Regions from separate parts of the Homo sapiens genome. Here regions 2 and 3 are each linked to region 1. Evidence: chromatin loops called from intact Hi-C (ENCODE). Cell type or tissue: B cell. All regions are shown on one strand. Each heading gives the region's core, and the rest is flanking DNA. Links, peaks and the distances in the headings are about the cores only.

Region 1 (5,922 bases), core at 533-5,532:
GGAGCATGGGGACAGGCTATGGAGGGAGGCACTCTTGGGAGCTCCCGCCACCCCTGGTCATCCGTGTTATCCATATTTGCTCTCACTCTGTCAACCCATCTGCCTACGGGGGCCCAGGTACACTGGAGGCCTTGGGGACGTTTCCTAAGCCCTTCTCACTCAGCCTTCCTCTTCCTTGTCCTTCAACTCCTTTGGAAAAATCTGACTCCTTCCCAAGCTGGGTCAGGGGCTCCCCAACCCCAACTCCTAGGATGCCCTGTGCTGCCTTCAGGACAGCAGCTTCCCAGTCCTCCTCCCAGAGGGCTGGTCTCACTCGTCTCCAGATCTCAGCGGTGCTCAGCCCGGGGCCACCGGCCAGGCTGGCACAGGGCCCGAGCAAGGGTCAGCCAGTGTTGGGGATGGCCACGCCCTCACCTCGGACCTCCAGCTTGCACTCAGCCAGCGCCTCGCCCAGCTCGTTGACGGCCCGGCAGGTGTAAGTCCCAGCGTCGAAGGGCGAGGGGCGACGGATGTTCAGCGTCAGGACTCCTTGGTAATTGGTTATCAGGAACTTGGGATCTTCACGGATTTCCATCTTGTTCTTCATCCAGACCACCTTCGGCTGTTGAGAGTCAAGGGAGAGGAGGCCAACTTAGAGAGAGACCCTGGGCAATGATGACAAAATGGGGCTCAGGAAGCCGATCTGGGTTCTAGGCTCTGCCACCCTCTTGCCAGATGTTCTTGGACGAGTCACTTCTCCCTGACCCTCAGTCTCCTCTTATGTAAAAGCAGGTTGATAATCCCACTTCACAGGGTAACGGTGGGGTCTTCCCATTGCTCTCAGGACAAAGAGCTCACTGTTTGTAGTGGCCCACAGGGTCCCACACTCTTTGACCCCCATTACTTCTCTGCTCCAGCCAAACAGGCTACCTCACTGTCCTTCAAACAGACCAGACAGGCACCCACCTCAGGACGCTGGCACTGGCTGTTCCCTCTTCCATAGTGCCCTTCCCTTTTTTTTTTTTTTTTGAGACAGAATCTCGCTTTGTCTCCCAGGCTGGAGTGCAGTGGCGTGATCTTGGCTCACTGTAACCTCCACCTCCCGGGTTTAAGCAATTATCCTGCCTCAGCTTCCCAAGTGGTTGGGATTAGAGGCGCCTGCCACCATGCCTGGCTAGTTTTTGTATTTTTAGTAGAGATGGGGTTTCACCATGTTGGCCAGGCTGGTCTCAAACTCCTGACCTCAGGTGATCTGCCCGCCTCGGCCTCCCAAAGTGCTGGGATTACAGGTGTGAGCCACCGTGTCTGGCCCAGCCCTTCATAATTTTATATTATTTATGTGACTCTGGGCAAATGTCAGTCTCCCCCAACATACAGGAAATTTCTTGTTCGAATCACCCAGGTCATTGAAAGCCTCTGAAAATGTTTGTTGTAAGAATAAATGGAGTGAATAAATGAATGAGAGCACGAAACAGTGCTGTAAATAAGCAAATGGAGTGAAGGAATGAACTGAGTAAATGGATGGATTGGTAGGTGGATAAATGAGTGGAATGAGTGACATGAATGAGTGGAGTTAGTGAATACAGTATACAGAGATGGAGACATGGTATGCCTTAAGGAGGCTGAAGCGAATAACCTACAGCCCAGACCAGAAGCTGGCAAACTGTTCCTATAAAGGACCAGATGGTAAATAATTCAGGCTTTTTGGGCCCTGTAGTCTCTGGGCCTGGAACGCGAGCCACGCACATTTATTTACATTTTGTCTGCAGTAGCTGTAAACAAAACATAAACAAATATGCTTGGCCCGTGTTCCAATAAAACTTTATTGAGAGAAACAGGTGGTGGGTGGATTTGACCCATGGGTGATGGTTTGCCAACCCCTGGTCTAAATGAGCTCTAGGTTGCAAGTGTCCCTGTTCACAAAGAGCAGTTGGAAAATGGCTGGACAGGAAGACCCTGGGGAGCCGTGCTGGTCTAGGCTGCCCCTGCTCCCAACGTTTCTTTTTCCATGGGACTGGCATTTGTCCTTGGACAGAGCAAGAGAGACTTAATGGTCCTCTCCTCAAGCTGCCGAGACAAGCTGTTACCTGGCAGTCAGGGGACAAAGAAAAAGGCAAGAGGCCAGGAGCGGTGGCTCATGCCTGTAATCCCAGCACTTTGGGAGGCTGAGGCAGGCGGATCACCTGAGGTCAGCAAAACGCCGTCTCTACTAAAAATACAAAATTTAGCTGGGCATGGTGGTGCACGCCTGTAATCCTAGCTACTCAGGAGGCTGAGACAGGAGAATCGCTTGAACTTGGGAGGCGGTTGCAGTGAGCCAAGATCGCACCACTGCACTCCAGCCTGGTCTCAGGAAAGAAAGAAAAAAAAAGAAAGAAAGAAGGAAAAAGGCAGGAAGCCAAAGGCAAGATGTGATTGATTGTCTGAGACTTGGGCTCTGGTCAGAGGAGCTAACAGGAAGTGGGTGAAAAGTGAGCAAGTCCAGTCTGGGCGTGGTGGCTCACACCTGTAATCCCAGCACTTTGGGAGGCCGAGGCGGGAGAATCACTTGAGCCTAGGAGTTCAAGACCAGCCTGGACAACATAGCAAGACCCCATCTCTACAAATTATAAAATTAGCTGGCCACAGTGGTTCATGCCTGTGGTCCCAGCTACTCGGGAGGATGAGGTAGGAGGATCACTTGAACCCAGGAGGTCAAAGTTGCAGTGAGCTGTGATCGTGCCACTGCACTCCAGCCTGGGTGATACAGCAAGACCCTGTCTCAAAAAAAAAAAAAATCAAAAATCAATTAAAAAAATTTTTTAAGTGACTAAATCCCTTGAGACAGAGAACTCGGGGAAGAAGAACTGGCGTGATGGGGAGTGGGCTTCATTGTATGGAAGATTCCCCACAAGGCAACACACACGCAGATCTGGGTCCCTGCCCTGGCACCTTCGGGTGGCCTCTGACAGCACAGTTGAGGGCTGCCGAGTACCCAGCCACGACCACGCGGTCTATGAGAGGTGTCAGGAACTTGGGAGCCATCCGGAAGTCATGCTCCTTATACTCGAACGGTTTGAAGGTGATTCCTGGGGAGAGAGGATGCACCCGTAAGGCGACTGATCTAGATTCTCCCCTGACACCAACCAGGGAACAAACCGCAATCACCTCTCTCCCATGACTAGGTGCCGTCAACCCCAGTGGGGAGGGGAGGGCAGGAGTCCAGGTGGGACCTGGGCGAGAGGGTGGACGGGGTGGGCCTGGGCTGTGGGGCAGGATGGCTGTACCTGTCTTGAGGATGCGGGCCGTGTTCTTGGAGACACCAGGTGAGTCACTGAGCCCACAGATGTTCTCGGTGTAAACTCGGAAATAGTATTCATTGCCCACGATAAGGTCGGACACAGTACAGCTAGTGTGCCTGTTACGTTCATAGACGTTGAACCACTCCTAGTGTGGGGACAGGGAGGGACCAGGCGGGTCGGGGCCACAGGATCACACGATTACACACAAGACACAGACGAAAGAAGGGGTGAGAAAAGCACATCCAGTGTTTAAAAAAATGTCACTCATGGCGCACTACTCACAGTGGCCAACAGGTGGAACCAACCCAGCGCCCATCAGCGCAGGGATGGACAAACAAAACAGTCGGCCCAGACAAAGGAACATCATTCAACGCTAAGAAGGGGTCAGGCACCGTGGCTCATGCCTGTAATCCCAGCTCTTTGGGAGGCCGAGGTGGGAGGCTCGCTTGAGCCTGGGAGTTTGAGACCAGAGTGGGCAACCCGGCGAGACCCTTGTCTGTTAAAAAAATCAAAAAATTAGCCAGGTCTGGTGGCCAGCACCTGTAGTCCCAGCTACTTGGGAGGCTGAGGGAGGAGGATTGCCTGAACCTGCGGGTTGGAGGCTGCAGTGAGCCATGATCATGCCACTGCATTCCAGCTTGGGTGACAGAGTAAGACCCTGTCTCAAAAAAAAAAAAAAAATTTAAAAGAAATAAAGGCCAGGTGCAGTGGCTCATGCCTGTAATCCCAACACTTTGGGAGGCCAAGGTGGGAGGATGACTTGGGTCCAGGAGTTCGAGACCAGCCTGGACAACATACTGAGACCCTGTCTCTACAAAAATTAGCGGGATGTGGTGGCACGTGCCTGTATTCCCAGCTACATGGGAGGCTGAGATGGGGGGGAATCACCTGAGCTCAGAGGCAGAGAAGGCAGTGAGCCAAGATTGCACCACTGCACTCCAGCCTGGGTGACAGAGTAAGACCCTGTCTCAAAAAAAAGAATTCTAAAAACAGGATTTCTGCATGGACACACCCGGCACCCTGCAGCATGGATGAACTTCAAAGACGTTGTGCTGAGCTAACAAAGTCAGACACAAGGGTCACATAGCTAGGATTCCATGTGTATGAAATGTCCAGAGTAGGTAAATCCAGGGAGACAGAAAGCAAATCGGTGGCTGCCAGGGGAGACCAGGGGGTAGCGCTATTGGGTACAGGGCTTCCTCTGGGGGATGAAAATGGACTGGGTAGAGGCGGTGGCTGCACAACCCTGCAGATGTCCTAAGTGCTGCTGAATTGTTCGCTTTAAAACGATGAATGACTAATTCCGTTATGTGACGTTTACCTCAGTGAAAAAAGAAAATGAAAACCCATCACGTGCCAAGTCTCAGCTAAAAGGCTTCCCTCCTGGCCCCAGCCCGTCCTCTAGCCTCTGGGCCCCTCCCTGCCCTTCCAGCTGTGAACGGGGGACATCTGCACCTGCTCTGCCCACCTCACCGGCTCTTCCCCATCTCCCCCTCTGCTCTCTCACCATGGTTTTTTTGTCTGCTTTCTGGACGAAATACCCCATGATCTCACTGTTCCCATCATCTTTGGGGGCCTGCCACTCCACCAGCGCGTTCGTGCCCCACACCTCCTTCACCATCACGTTTATGGGGGGCCCAGCCTTTTCTGGAAATGGGGAAGTGTGACAAGTCAGTCCAGGTTTTGGGATGTCCAGCCGCTTCCCTCCCCTCCCCTCTCCACACCCCCTCCCTCCTGATTCTAACCTCTCTTATGCCCCATTCCCATTCCTGCCTATGGCCTCCCCCATCCCAGTCTCTCCACTTCCTCTTATCCTGGGCCACCCTCATCCCTCCTCACCTCCTCTCCTCACCCCCATGTCTCCCCACTTCCTCTCTTCACCCAATCTCCCTCTCAAGGGTTCCCCCATCTTCATCTCTCCTCCACTCCTAGCCCTGGTACTTGCCTTGCTCCTTATCTAGTCTCCCCCACCTCATCTTTTCACCTCCTCTCCCCCTCCCCTCCTCATCTCCTCACCTCCTCTCCCATCCCTCATCTCTCACCTCCTCTCCCACCCCTCGTCTCACCTCCTCTCCTACCCCCCATCTCTCACCTCCTCTCCCACCATCTCTCACCTCCTCTCCCACCATCTCTCACCTCCTCTCCCACCCCCCCATCTCTCACCTCCTCTCCCACCCCCATCTCACCTCCTCTCCCACCCCTCATCTCTCACCTCCTCTCCCACCCCCCATCTCTCACCTCCTCTCCCATCCCTCATCTCACCTCCTCTCCCACCCTTCATCTCCCACCTCCTTCCCCACCCCTCATCTCTTACCTCCTCCCCCATCGCTGCCCATCCCTGCCCCTCCCGGCCTCCAGGGGCCCTCCCCAGCGCGCGCACCCACAACGCGGATGCGGATGGTGGCGGTGTCCTTCATGTTCTCGATCTGCACGCTCAGCTCGTACTCCCCGGAGTCGGAGCGGGCCGCCTGGCGCACGAAGAACACGGTGTCGAAGTCGCTGGTCCGCACGTGCACGCGGGAGGTGTCCAGCGGGGCCCCGCCCTTGGTCCACACCACCTGGGGCCGGGGCTTTCCCTGCGGGGAGAGGGCGGGGCGGGGTGGGGTCAGCGGGGCTCCACCCGCAAAAAGGGGGCTTGCGGCGAGAGCGGACCCCCGGCCCG
Region 2 (5,922 bases), core at 564-5,563, 210 kb after region 1:
AAGAACTAAAGTTCTGGAATCTGATGTCCTGGGTTCAAATCCCAGCTCTGCCACTTACTGGCTGTGTGACCTCAGCAAGTTACTTAACTTCTCTGTGCTTTAGTTTCCTCATTTGTGTAATGGGGTGTTGATAATTCTAAAGGGGTTTCACATGGTGAACGGCACATAGTAAGTGCTCAAGAAACGCGAGCTGGTACTATCACGCTTGTTTGTACTTTTACATGCAGTTTAGTTAGAAGAAGGGGTTCTGCTGCTACAGAGTCTGGAAACTTCCAAGGGAGCCAACAAGGAGGGAAAGGAAGAGTGAGAGACCTCCACAGTAAGAGGAGAGGGGACAGATGTTCAAAACCAGGTCCCCAGCCCAACAGGTCCACCCTCCTCCTCCAGCAAGCCTCACCCATCGATGCACAGAGACACCCACCCCCTGGCGGAGAAATAGCAGAGCTGCACCTCTCTGCAGATCCTGGGGGCGACGGTGGGAAGGAGCCAAGGAAAGAGAACTGCTGGAAGCCCCCATGTTCTGGGGAGTGAGGACAGATGTGTGGGTGGGTGGAGGGGAGATGGCAGAGAGATGGCGGAGAGAGATGCATGAAAAGAGGGGAAGGAGAGGAGGTGGCAGGAAGAAAAAGAGGAGAGGGTTATTAGTCAACAGTACAGAGCAAAGCAAGATGGAAAACCAGAATGTTGGCCATAAACTTCTGAACTCCTGTTCATCTTTGTATCCACACACTGTTGGCCAAAAGGACGAATGTCCTCTGTAAGAATTCAGTGCAAAGAATAAAAAATCTCTCCCTCTAGAGGTTGTGTCTGTTTTAGTAGGTTGCCCTTTTTGCTCTGGCTGCCAGGAAGCTCAAGAATGAACTTGATGCTCCCAGGCCACTTGTTGTTTTTGCCTCTCAGAGGAGAGCTAATCTCATTTCCGTTTTTCCCTGGGCTGTCAGGATGCTGGGCATCCAATTCTGGGCTCAAAGCAGCTCTAGCAGAGATTGGGCAAAAATGGCCCCGATTCCCCACTTTCCCCTGTATTGACACCCTTTGCCTGTGTCTTGCAGCTCCTTGAATCTGGGAAGACCTTGTGACTAGCTTTGTTTAGGAGGATTATGGAGGAAGTGACATTATGGCAGCTCCCCAGCTACTCGGGAGGCTGAGCCAGGAGGTTTTGCAGCTTCCACTTTTTCTTTTGGAACCCTCTGAGAGTCAGGCACACACAGAGTGTGACAAATGAGGGCTCACTGTGGAGAATCATGTGTTTATGAAGACAGCACAAATATTTTAAAAGGGCAGCAGATTTTCAGCCGGGAGATGATTCTCGTAGCATAATCTGGTTCTGTTCCTGAACATCAAACTCTGCTTTCCAATCTCCTTGTGTAAATACTATATGAGACATAAAAATAAAATCTATCTTTCTAGCATGAGCTCACAAGATCAAGACCCTCCATGCTGTTTTGCTCTGTGAGTGTGTTTTGGGAACCACTCACCTTGCTCATTTTGTTTTCTTTTTTTTTCCTTTTTTTTTTTTTTTGAGACAGAGTTTCACTCTTGTTGCCCAGGCTGGAGTGCAATGGCACGATCTCGGCTCACCACAACCTCCACCTCCCGGGTTCAAGCGATTCCCCTGCCTCAGCCCCCCGAGTAGCTGGGATTACAGGCATGTGCCACCACGCCCAGCTAATTTTGTATTTTTAGTAGAGATGAGGTTTCTCCATGTTGGTCAGGCTGGTCTCAAACTCCCGACCTCAGGTGACCCGTCCACCTTGGCCTCCCAAAGTGCTGGGATTACAGGCGTGAGCCACCGCGCCTGGCCGCTCATTTTGTTTTCTTGCCAAATTGCATGGACTGGTATTTCTACAGCTACCTTTTCATGTCAATAAAAGATTAAGGCAAACTGACAAATGCCAGAAACTTGGAACCTGGAAAAAACAGGATGCCAGTTCTGCCAGCTTTCTAAAACCATTTCTCAAACCTCCTCTAAGGATGGGGGGGCAGGGGCAGTGGCAGAAAAGGCTTGGAAAAGGTCAGAGTCCTACCACAGGGCATTTGGCATCTCTGCCTATGACCCCTAGAAGTGTCAATCCAAAAAGACAGTCACACTCATGGGGGCCTTTTGGGGGCAGGAAAGCCCTCCAAAACTGTATCTCAGTCTGTTTTTTCTTTCTTCTTCCCTGGGGGCGTGAAGGGAACTTTGTAAGAAAACAAAGAAAGCAAAGCCTAAAAGTTGACTGACCTGCAAAAGATCATCATTCTGTGTTCTCTTATTGTTATAAATTATTTCTCAGTAGAATTTTTTTTTTTTTTTTGGGACAGAGTCTCACACTGTCACCCAGGCTGGATTGCAGTGACACAATCTTGGCTCACTGAAACCTCTACCTCCCAGATTCAAGCGATTCTCCTGCCTCAGCCTCCCTAGTAGCTGAGACTACAGGCATGCACCAGGACATCTGGCTAATTGTTGTACTTTTAGTAGAGACAGGGTTTCACCATGTTGGCCAGGCTGGTCTTGAACTCCTGACCTCAAGTGATCCGCCCACCTTGGCCTCCCAAAAGTGCTGGGATTACAGGTGTGAGCCACCATGCCCAGCCAAATCTCCTAATTGTTTAGGGAACACAGGCCATCTAAAAATAATAAGTTTACTTCTTCCTGTTCGATATTCATACTTTTTCTGGTCTGATTGCATAGGCTAGTATTGCTAAAAAAACGATGTTTAACAGTAGTGTTAGTGGGTATCTTTGCCACGTTTCTGATTAAGGCGGAGTGCTTTATCCTTGAGAAGGATGCTGGCTTATCAATCAAATCAATAGTCAATCAATTAATCTATGGATCCATCCATCACTGATTTGAAATACTATTTGTGACACTGGCTATTCTGGGTCTGAGCAGAAAACTCAGGTTCAGACCTCCGCCTCTGAAACAAAGGTGCTCACGCTGTGGATTTGGAGAATGGCCGCACAGACCCCTAGAGCCGGGGTGGGGGAAGTGGGTCCTCACCGTCTTTCCAGATCTCTGCCGTCAGCCGGTCTGTGCTCTGGTGGAGCAAGGCTGCGACGTTGTCATTCAGAGGGTCCATGTTTTTCATCAGCCACTCGTTGGCCTTGTAGTCGACCTGAATGAAGTCAGGTAGAGGAGGGCGATGACTTGCAGGCTCAGACATTCTCTGGATTTCCTAAGGAGCCTTCCAGAAGCTCTGAGACTCCCAGGTCTGGAGCTCACCATGGACAAGCGAGCACTGGTGCCACCTTGTGTCCATATTCTGAACTGCACCCCACCAGCATGGTCCCCTCTCTCTCCTTCCCCTCTATGCCCCCTGCCACCTCTGTGACCTCCACCACCACCACTTTCTTCCTATTCATTCCGCTCCAGCCACCCTGGCCTCCGCACTGTTCCTCAAACATGCGAGCTTACTCCCACCTCGGGGTTTTACCCCTGCGGTTCCTGCCACCTGGGGTTCTGTCTCTGTGGGTTTCACACCACTGGCTCCTTCTGGGTACTCAGGGCTTTGCTGTGGGGCTCCATAGAGTCACGATCTTGGCCGCTACAATTCTCTGCATATGTGCCCCCCACCAGACAGCGGTCCCCCGAGGGCAGGGCCCAGGTCTGACTCACGGCCTAGCAGAGGGCTGGGTACAGGGGGAGTTCTGGAGTATGTCTGGGGAAGAAACTGAGGGCTAGACACAGAACACATGGAATCTCCTGCCTCCCAGCCATTGTCTATGCTGTTCCCTCTGCCTGGAGAGCCCTTCCCACCCTTCACCCATCCTCTGGGGCTGCCTGGTCCACATCATCAAAACCAGGGGTCAGCAAACTATGGCTCACAGGCAAAATCCAGCCTGCCACCTCTTTTTGCAAATACTTTCACTGGAATAGGGCTGGGCGCGGTGGCTCACACCTGTAATCCCAGCACTTTGGGAGGCCTATGCGGGTGGATCAACTGAGGTCAGGAGTTCGAGAGCAGCCTGGCCAACATGGTGAAACCCTGTCTCTACTAAAAATACAAAAATTAGCCAGGCATGGTGGCAGGTGCCTGTAATCCCAGCTACTGGGGAGGCTGAGGCAGAAGAATTGCTTGAACCTAGGAGGCGGAGATTGCAGTGAGCCGAGATCGTGCCACTGCACTCCAGCCTGGGTAACAGAGGGAGACTCTGTCTCAAATAAAAAAAAATACATATATATATGTGTGTGTGTGTGTGTGTGTGTGTGTGTGTGTGTGTGTGTGTGTGTGTAGTGTGTATATATATATGTGTGTATATATATATGTGTGTATATATATATGTGTATATATATATAGGAATAGAACCTTCATTTATGTCTTCATAGTCAAACTCATGGGGGCCCTTCTGGGGGCAAGAGAGCCCTCGAAACTGTTTCTCAGTCTGTTTTTCCTTTCTTTTTCCCTGGGGGCTTGAAGATACTTATGTATTATCTGTGGCTCTTTTTGTGTGACCACAGCAGAATTGTGTAGCTGTGACAGAGATCGTCTGGCCCACAAAGCTGAAACTATTTACTATCGGACCCTTTACAGAAAATGTTTGCCGGCCCTTGACTGAGATTTGAGATTGAGCATATTCTCTTCTGTGAAGCTTTCCCAGGTACTTCTCTTCTGGGCTCTGACACTACCCTCAGCTGCCTCCACTGAAAGACCTATTAACCTTATATCCTGATCGTCTGTATTTGCCTCCCTCCCAGATAGGGATCTTTGTGAGGACAGAAACCATGTTTGATCTGTGTATCCAGCTTTGCTCGGCCCCGAGCTGGGCACACAAATGGCACCCCGCACATATCTGCTGAATAAGTGGATAAAATGCACATAGATCGCCTCCTGATGAACTCCTACCCATCCCTCAAAACCCACTGCAAATATCACCTCTTTGAGGAAGTTTTTGGTGATCCCATCAGACAGAATCCTTGCTCCTCCCTGGGCTCTCCTAGCCCCTGCTCTGTTTGTCTGGACCTCAGGAGGACCCTGTTTTCCCTCTGCACCCTCCCCCCATCTGTAGCCAGTGGAGATCCCTTGATCCCCACTCCCACATGCCCCAAGGCCGGCCCCAGCCCCTACCTTGCCCGCGTAGTGGAGAACACTGAAGTCGGCCTGATCCCGCAGGTGCCTCGGCCGCTGGAACTTGGGGTGGCCGCCCTGCTCCTGGGCTACCTTCTCCACAAACGACTTGTCTGTGGCCTTCGGGAACCAGCACTCCTCATCCAGCAGGGCCAGGAGTCCAGGGGGGTTGGCCTGGCCATTGACAGCAGGGGGAGAGTAAGTCAGATCCCCACATATTGGACACTCAGGTGGCTGCTGATTTTTAGCTCTTATAAGTCACACTTGGACATAAAAACAAACGTGAGATGCCAGGCACGGTGGCTCACGCCTGTAATCCCAGCACTTTGGGAGGCCGAGGCGGGTAGATCACGAGGTCAGGAGATCGAGACCATCCTGGCTAACACAGTGAAACCCCCGACTCTACTAAAAATACAAAAAATTAGCCGGGCGTGGTGGCGGGCACCTGTAGTCCCAGCTACTCGGGAGGCTGAGGCAGGAGAATGGCGTGAACCCAGGGGGCGAAGCTTGCAGTAAGCAGAGATCGCGCCGCTGCACTCCAGCCTGGGCGATAGAGCGAGACTCCGTCTCAAGAAAAAAACAAAACAAAACAAAACAAACAAACAAAAAACAAACGTGAGAACAACAGTTACGGTGAGAGCTCTGATTAACCGATTGATTTGAGCCGGGCCCTGTGGCAGGCACATTCTGGGCCCTAATCACCTATGGTCACAAAAGATCGAGGAAGCAGGTGCTGTCACCTTCCCCACAGAACCCATGGGGCATCCTGAGGCCCAGCAGAGGAGGAGCTAGACCCTGGTCTCGCAGATGCTGGGAGAGACGGATCTGAACCGTGAGTGTGGGCTGGGAGGGGCCTGGGGCTCACCGGCCG
Region 3 (5,922 bases), core at 427-5,426, 78 kb after region 1:
TTTGTATTTTTAGTAGAGACGGGGTTTCACCGTGTTAGCCAGGATGGTCTTGGTCTCCTGACCTCATGATCTGCCCGCCTCGGCCTCCCAAAGTGCTGGGATTACAGGCCTTAGCCACCGCGCCCGGCCTAGCTTTTGTATTTTTTGTAGAGACAGGGTCTTGCTATGTTGCCCAGGCTCACCTGCATGCTTTCGGCCTTGTCCTTCCCCTAGGCCTCTGTGACTGCTGTCTCTGGACTGCCTGGGTGTGTGTCTTCCTCCCTTACCAGCCAGGGACCTCTGGATGGCAGAGCAAGGACTGACTCTCCTCTGGGACCTTAGCATCACCCAGCACAGGGTGGGCCCCCAGGAGGCCTTAGGCAGTGTTCGCTGCATGAAACTCCACTGCATCCAGAGACTCAGCTCAGGCTTAGCTCCTCCAAGCTGACCAGCTGCCCTTCAGGGTTCCCACAACGCCTTGTGCCACTTTCGTTATTGCACAATGCAGAGCTGGGATCCTTTCAGCCTGTGAGCTCCTTGAGAAAAGGAGTCAGCATCTTGCCCAAGTTGGGGTCTCCAGCATCACTCTGCACAGTGTCCGGTTACTTCAAGACATGAGTTTAGGCCGGGTGTGGTGGCTCACACCTGTAATCCCAGCACTTTGGGAGGCCGAGGTGGGAGGATTACTTGAGGTCAGGGATTCGAGACCAGTCTGGGCAACATGACAAAACCCTGTCTCTACTAAAAATACAAAAATTAGCTGGGCGTGGTGGCACACACCTGTAATCCCAGCTACTCGGAAGCCTGAGGCATGAGAATCGCTTGAACCCGGGAGGTGGAGGTTAGTGAGCCGAGATCGCGCCACTGCACTCCAGCCTGGGCGACAGAGCAAGACCCTGTCTCAAAAACCAAAAAAAAAAAGACATGTGAGTTGAAACTCCCTGTGAATATCAACCACTCTGGTGAGTCTTCCCTGAGCGCACAGGTTCTTCTCTTGGCTCCCAAAGACTATCACTGCTCCGCCATAGCTCAGCGCACTCTGGACTGAAATCTCCTGTCCTTCCCCAACCAAACTGAATGATCATTGGCTCCCCAGTGCTCAGCAGAGGGCCTGTCCAAACAGCAGCTGTCAGAAACACATAAGAGAGGGAAGAGCATTTCAGGGGGAGGGAAGGAACCTCTCTAGGGGGAAGAGAGACCTGTGGGGGGGAAGTGCAGGAAGGAGGAGAAGCGGCCGTGCGTGGTGGCTCACGCCTGTAATCCCAGCACTTTGGGAGGCCGAGGCAAGTGGATCACCTGAGGTCAGGAGTTCGAGACCAGCCTGGCCAACACGGCGAAACCCCATCTCTACTAAAAATACAAAAAATGAGCTGGGCATGGCAGTGGGTGCCGTAATCCCAGCTACTCAGGAGGCTGAGGCACGAGACTCGCCTGAACTCGGGAGGCGGAGGTTGCAATGAGCTGAGTTTGCACCACTGCATTCCAGCCTGGGTGACAGAGCAAGACTCTGTCTCAAAAAAAAAAAAAAAAAAAAGAGAAGACAGTGGCAACAAGTTCCTTCAGTGGAAGGGCTGAGGCGAGGCACTGACATCGCCCTGCCCACTCCTGGCTCCGCTCTAAACCCTGCCCACTCACTCCCCCACTAATCTTTGCCTTCAGAGCGGCAACCCCAACCTGCTTCTCCCTTAGCCTTCCCCATCCAGCCTGCTGCTCAAACCACAAACCCAGGAGTCATCCTGGACTCTTCCCCTTGCTCCTACGCCCAGTCCATCAGCCAGTCCCCCTGTCTCCGCCCGCAAAGGTAACCGGAGCCTGATTCTCTGCCTGCAGGACGCTCTCCCTCCTAACAGATCTCCCTCCTTCCATTCTTATTCCTGCTACAATCCAATTTCCACTCAGTGGTGAGTTTTTCAAAACATGGGGCGAATCGTGTTGTTTCCACGCTCAAACCCTCCCACGGCTCCCCGCTGAACCTAGAATAAAGGAGAAATTCCATACCAAGTTTTACAAGGCCCTATAGGATCTAGTTCCCCATCATGACTCCGACCTCATCTGTGTTTCTCTCGTCCCCTCGGCTCCTGCTACAAATACGCCAAGCTCCTTCCACCTCAGGGCTTTGCACTTGAGGGTCCCAGAGCGGTCGATTCTGGACCACTCCAGCTAAAGCAACAGGCTCTTCGCTCATTATCACGTTACCCTGCGTTAGTTTCCTTCTGAGAGCATCTCACAGCCCCAGAGCACTGCTTTACTGATCTATTAAAACTCATCACTTGTCTACCGTCTGTCTTCCCGAGACAGGGACTTCTCTGACTTGTTCCTGCTTCCAGAAAAGTGCCTGGCACAGAGTACTCAAACACCCAGCGAATCCAGGATGACACCAAGCCCGCACGTGCACCACCCAGTCCCCCCAGCTCCTCCCGGGCCACGTCCCGCCCCACGGTGCCCGGCGCATGCGCCCCCTGCCCGCCGAGGAATTCCACCCCCACCCCGGCCTTTTCCTGCTCGTCCCCGCGCCCTCGCCCAGGAAACCCCTGGCCCCTGCCCTCTCCTGCGCGCCCCCGGGCCAAAGGGTGCCCTCGCAACCGTCTCTCAGATCTATGTGCCTGGCTGCTCAAGCCCCGTTCCCTACCAGGCCCACTGCCCCGAACTCCCTTTTTCCCCTCTACTCACCCGCTTCAAACAGCGTTTCCCGCCACAGCCTACGCCGCCGTGACCCCTGACTCCCGCGCGCGCAAGCCCAGAGCCGCGGCGCTCAGAGACGGGCCACGCCCCCGCCTGCCCAAGTGCGGGCAAGGCCACGCCCCGCTTGTTCGACTGCAGGGCAGGCCCCGCCCCCTCTCTCAGCTTCCGAAGTGGCCTCGCCCCCTTGCTGAAAAATTCCCTTAACTCCGCCTCCCCATGACCTGTCTGCCCGAAGCCACGCCCCTCCGCGCGGCTACCTTCACGACCTCGTGCGGTCTGGGCGCGCCGCGGTTCTGTTCTCTCTCCTCCCACCCTCGGGTGTTGCGCGCGCATCCTCCGCGTCCCCCCGCCCGCCTCTCGCCCGGGGCCGTGTAGGGAGCGCTGCCCCGTCGCTGCCCAGCAGCCAGCTGGTGACCTGACGCCCAAGATCCCCGCAGAGGCTGGCCGATAAGCGGTAGAGTCCTGGCTTGATCTGTTCTCCTTCATCCTAGCTTCAGTTTCCCTATACGTAAATTAGACTCAACAACGCATGATAGGGACACTTGTGGGGCGCCCGGTACACTACTCTTAGGATAAGGTGATCATTGGTAACTACTCTCACTTCCGCTGTTCCCCGCCCCAAATAAATACACCTTTAAGTTGCATCCCTCCATCCAACCCCCCTTTCGCCCTCGATTGGAATTGCTCATTCAGCTCCTTCAGGGCTGGCACAGGGGCAGGAAGGATTGGAGGAACTTCGTCGCTTCGCTCCGAACTCCTGGCGTCTCTCCTTTCAAACTTTGCACGTGCTGTTCCCTCAACTTGGAGGCCCAGCCCCCAGGCTCTTGTTTTAGGTCCCAGCGATTGCCTCTGTTGTGATACCTTCCCTGATTTCCTCTAGCCCCACCACAGTGCCACGCTCATTAAAGTCCCTATCCCCCGAGTCTTGGTAGGAGGATGGTTATCTTGTTCACAGATGTTTCCAGTGCCTAGAATTGTGCCTAACTGTAGTTAATGCTCTGGAAACATTTATTGGGTGAATGTCTCCATCTCTAGAATGGCCAACCCAGTGCCTGGCCCACAGGAGGCCTCAGCAAACACTTGTTGTTCGGACAGAAGTCCAGGTCCCCTCATTCACTTAAATCCTGTTTATCCTTCAAGGGTGAGTTCTGATTCACCTTGTCCAGGGAGGTGACCCTGAGGCTGAGGCCTCTGTCCTGAACTTTCACAGCAGGCGACACACCACCCAACACTGGGACCCTATGTGCCACCCTTTTCCCAACAGCCTGGGGACACCCAGTCCCACCTGCTCAATCAGGTTCGGGCACCCAGTGTCACTGAGGTCCCTAGAAGCCCGCGCCCTCTCCATCTTGCACTCCAGCTCCGGGCTGGATTGTATTCATATTTTATTTTCCTGTTTCTGTTTTTAGTTTTTATTAAATAAAAGCAGAGGAAGAGGAAGGCCCTGGTCTCCCGGGCTAGGGGGGAGAGCCATGGGTCCTCCCCTCCCTCTGTTCAAGGTGCACTGCGTGCTGGGCTTGAGGTGTAAGCTGGGGAGGGAGGGCAGCCGGGAAGGGTCAGTGGTCGGGACCTGCAACCCTTTCACCCCTTCTGGAAGACTCGCTGGGCAGGGAGGGAGCCTCCTGGACCTGGACTGGGGCTTATCCCAAGGGATGAGAGCCGATAGGTCTACAGGCTCGGCCCAGGGCCCCTTCCACCCTAGGAAGAGGAAGGGGTGCCGGCGTCTATCTGCTGGAGGGTGGTCAGGCAAGGCTGTGGGGCTGGGTGGCCAGCCCCTCACTCGTGGACGTCCCAGATCTCCGACAGCAGAGGCGGCAGCTTCTTGTCCTGGAGCCGCAAGGCGAAGACCTGCTCCGAGTGCACAGAGCTCAGCGTGCGCAGGCTCACCAGCTTCATGAGCATGCGCGGGAAGCGCAGCTGGTCCTGAGGGAGGAGGCAGGTGGGCGCTGGCTGAGCCCCTGCCCTGCCAGGCTTTGGGAGGCCCACCCCAACAGAAAGGAGGGCCCCTCCCCGACCAGGCGTGGGAGCCAGCGTGGGGCCCGCCTCTGTGCTTGGACTAGACCTGGCTCCCAGTCGAGCAGGGTGGGGCCTGAGGAAAGACTCTGCGGAGGGGAGGGCAGTGTGGCTGGCAGAACCCAGCCTGAACGGACCACGTGGGCCGCGGGACGTAGTTGGCTCTGCGCAGAGGCTCTGCGGGGCCCTACCTGCGGCCTCTTGATGCGCGTGTAGGACAGCAGCGCCTCCACGTAGGGCTGCTGCAACGCCTCCACGCGGCCCGGCTCCTGCACGTTGGGCCGGTCGGCCGAGAAGATGTTGATGGCGATGAGCAGGGCGTACTCAGCGTCGTCCAGGCCCAGCCGCCGCATGGCCCGCGAGAACTCGAAGATGGGGTTGATGAACTCCACCTGCAGGCCTGCGGGGCGGGAGGCAGCCCGTGACTCCCTCAGCCCGAAACCGTGCCCCACATCCTGGACCCTGGCGCTGCCCACAGTCTCTGGGGCTGGGAACACAGCAGTAATTACAGCGTTCTTGTCATTTCTGTCCACCTGTGCCCCGTGCCCATGAGTGCTGGCATGTAGTAGGTGTGCCACACATGCTGCCCAGTGAAGGAATGAATGAGGGTGCATGTTTCTTCAGTATTTTCTACTATCCTATCACCACCCTCCCTTCCCACCTGGGCGGTGGCTGCAGCTTCCCGAGTCCCTATTCTTGTCCCCTTCACAAAGGCAAAGGGAAGCTTTTAAAACCTAGGTCACATCGTGCTGGTCCCAGCGCTGGCTTCCACTGCTCAAGGTAAAGCCCAAACTCATTCCCAAAACTGACTTGTTCATTCAGTCATCAAATGTCACTGAGTACCTGCCACGTGCCAGGCTCCAGCACTTACATTTGAGAGCCTAGGGGACCGGTCATAGACAAACACATTAGGAAGAGGCCCAGCCTGTCAGAGGGCTGTGAGTTCAATGGAACCAGGCAGTGCAGAGAAGTGTGAAGGGCCCTGCTGAGCCATGGTTCTATTTTACACAAGGCGGGCAGGGAAGGCTGCGCTCTGGGTGACGCTGGAGCAGTGACCAATCCGAAGGAGATGAGGGATTGTGAGGGTGACCAACGTCTGCTGTTCCCATGACTTGGGACGGGGGCTACCCAGGCCATGAGACTTTCAGTGTTAAAACTGGGAAGGTCCTGGGCAAACTAGGACCAGTTGGTCCCCCTAGTTCTGGGCAGAGGAAACTCCAAGTACACAGGCCCTTGGCTGCAGCATGC

Evidence for each region. Hi-C counts contacts between places; a loop is a spot of excess contacts. Peaks named below come from ENCODE experiments on the same cell type or tissue, not always from the same donor. Only the 100,000 strongest peaks of a DNase experiment are listed, where the experiment ranks them.
Region 2: a loop joins it to region 1, with 21 times the contacts of the local background. A loop is called at or near these places in 4 of 110 quality-filtered maps.
Region 3: a loop joins it to region 1, with 9 times the contacts of the local background. A loop is called at or near these places in 22 of 110 quality-filtered maps.

Annotation. Positions count from the first base shown.
Region 1 is chr19:50,459,025-50,464,946 of GRCh38, reverse strand. It overlaps MYBPC2 (myosin binding protein C2), which reads right to left. Exons shown (of 28, transcript NM_004533.4): 23 at 5,641-5,836; 24 at 4,768-4,907; 25 at 3,246-3,405; 26 at 2,911-3,047; 27 at 415-601. Among named protein-coding and RNA genes, the nearest start is that of EMC10, 15 kb to the left of the region's middle. In B cell, for the core only: CTCF peaks have their summits at 3,366 and 3,568 (motif pointing right); DNase peaks (open chromatin) are centred at 3,546 and 4,606; H3K4me3 peaks cover 997 bases; H3K27ac peaks cover 1,896 bases.
Region 2 is chr19:50,249,818-50,255,739 of GRCh38, reverse strand. It overlaps MYH14 (myosin heavy chain 14), which reads right to left. Exons shown (of 43, transcript NM_001145809.2): 14 at 5,917-5,922; 15 at 5,052-5,225; 16 at 2,987-3,101; 17 at 422-520. Among named protein-coding and RNA genes, the nearest start is that of MYH14, 49 kb to the right of the region's middle. In B cell, for the core only: CTCF peaks have their summits at 3,016 and 3,221 (motif pointing left); a DNase peak (open chromatin) is centred at 3,239.
Region 3 is chr19:50,381,118-50,387,039 of GRCh38, reverse strand. It overlaps NR1H2 (nuclear receptor subfamily 1 group H member 2), which reads right to left. Exons shown (of 10, transcript NM_007121.7): 9 at 4,866-5,074; 10 at 3,652-4,584. The coding sequence ends at 4,438. It overlaps POLD1 (DNA polymerase delta 1, catalytic subunit), which reads right to left and starts at 2,693. Exons shown (of 27, transcript NM_002691.4): 1 at 2,650-2,693. RefSeq lists an enhancer at 1,459-1,960 and silencers at 2,680-2,769, 2,800-2,919, 2,930-3,029. In B cell, for the core only: no CTCF peak of the experiment used is centred there; DNase peaks (open chromatin) are centred at 2,849, 3,829, 4,709, 4,919 and 2 weaker places; H3K4me3 peaks cover 1,464 bases; H3K27ac peaks cover 2,115 bases.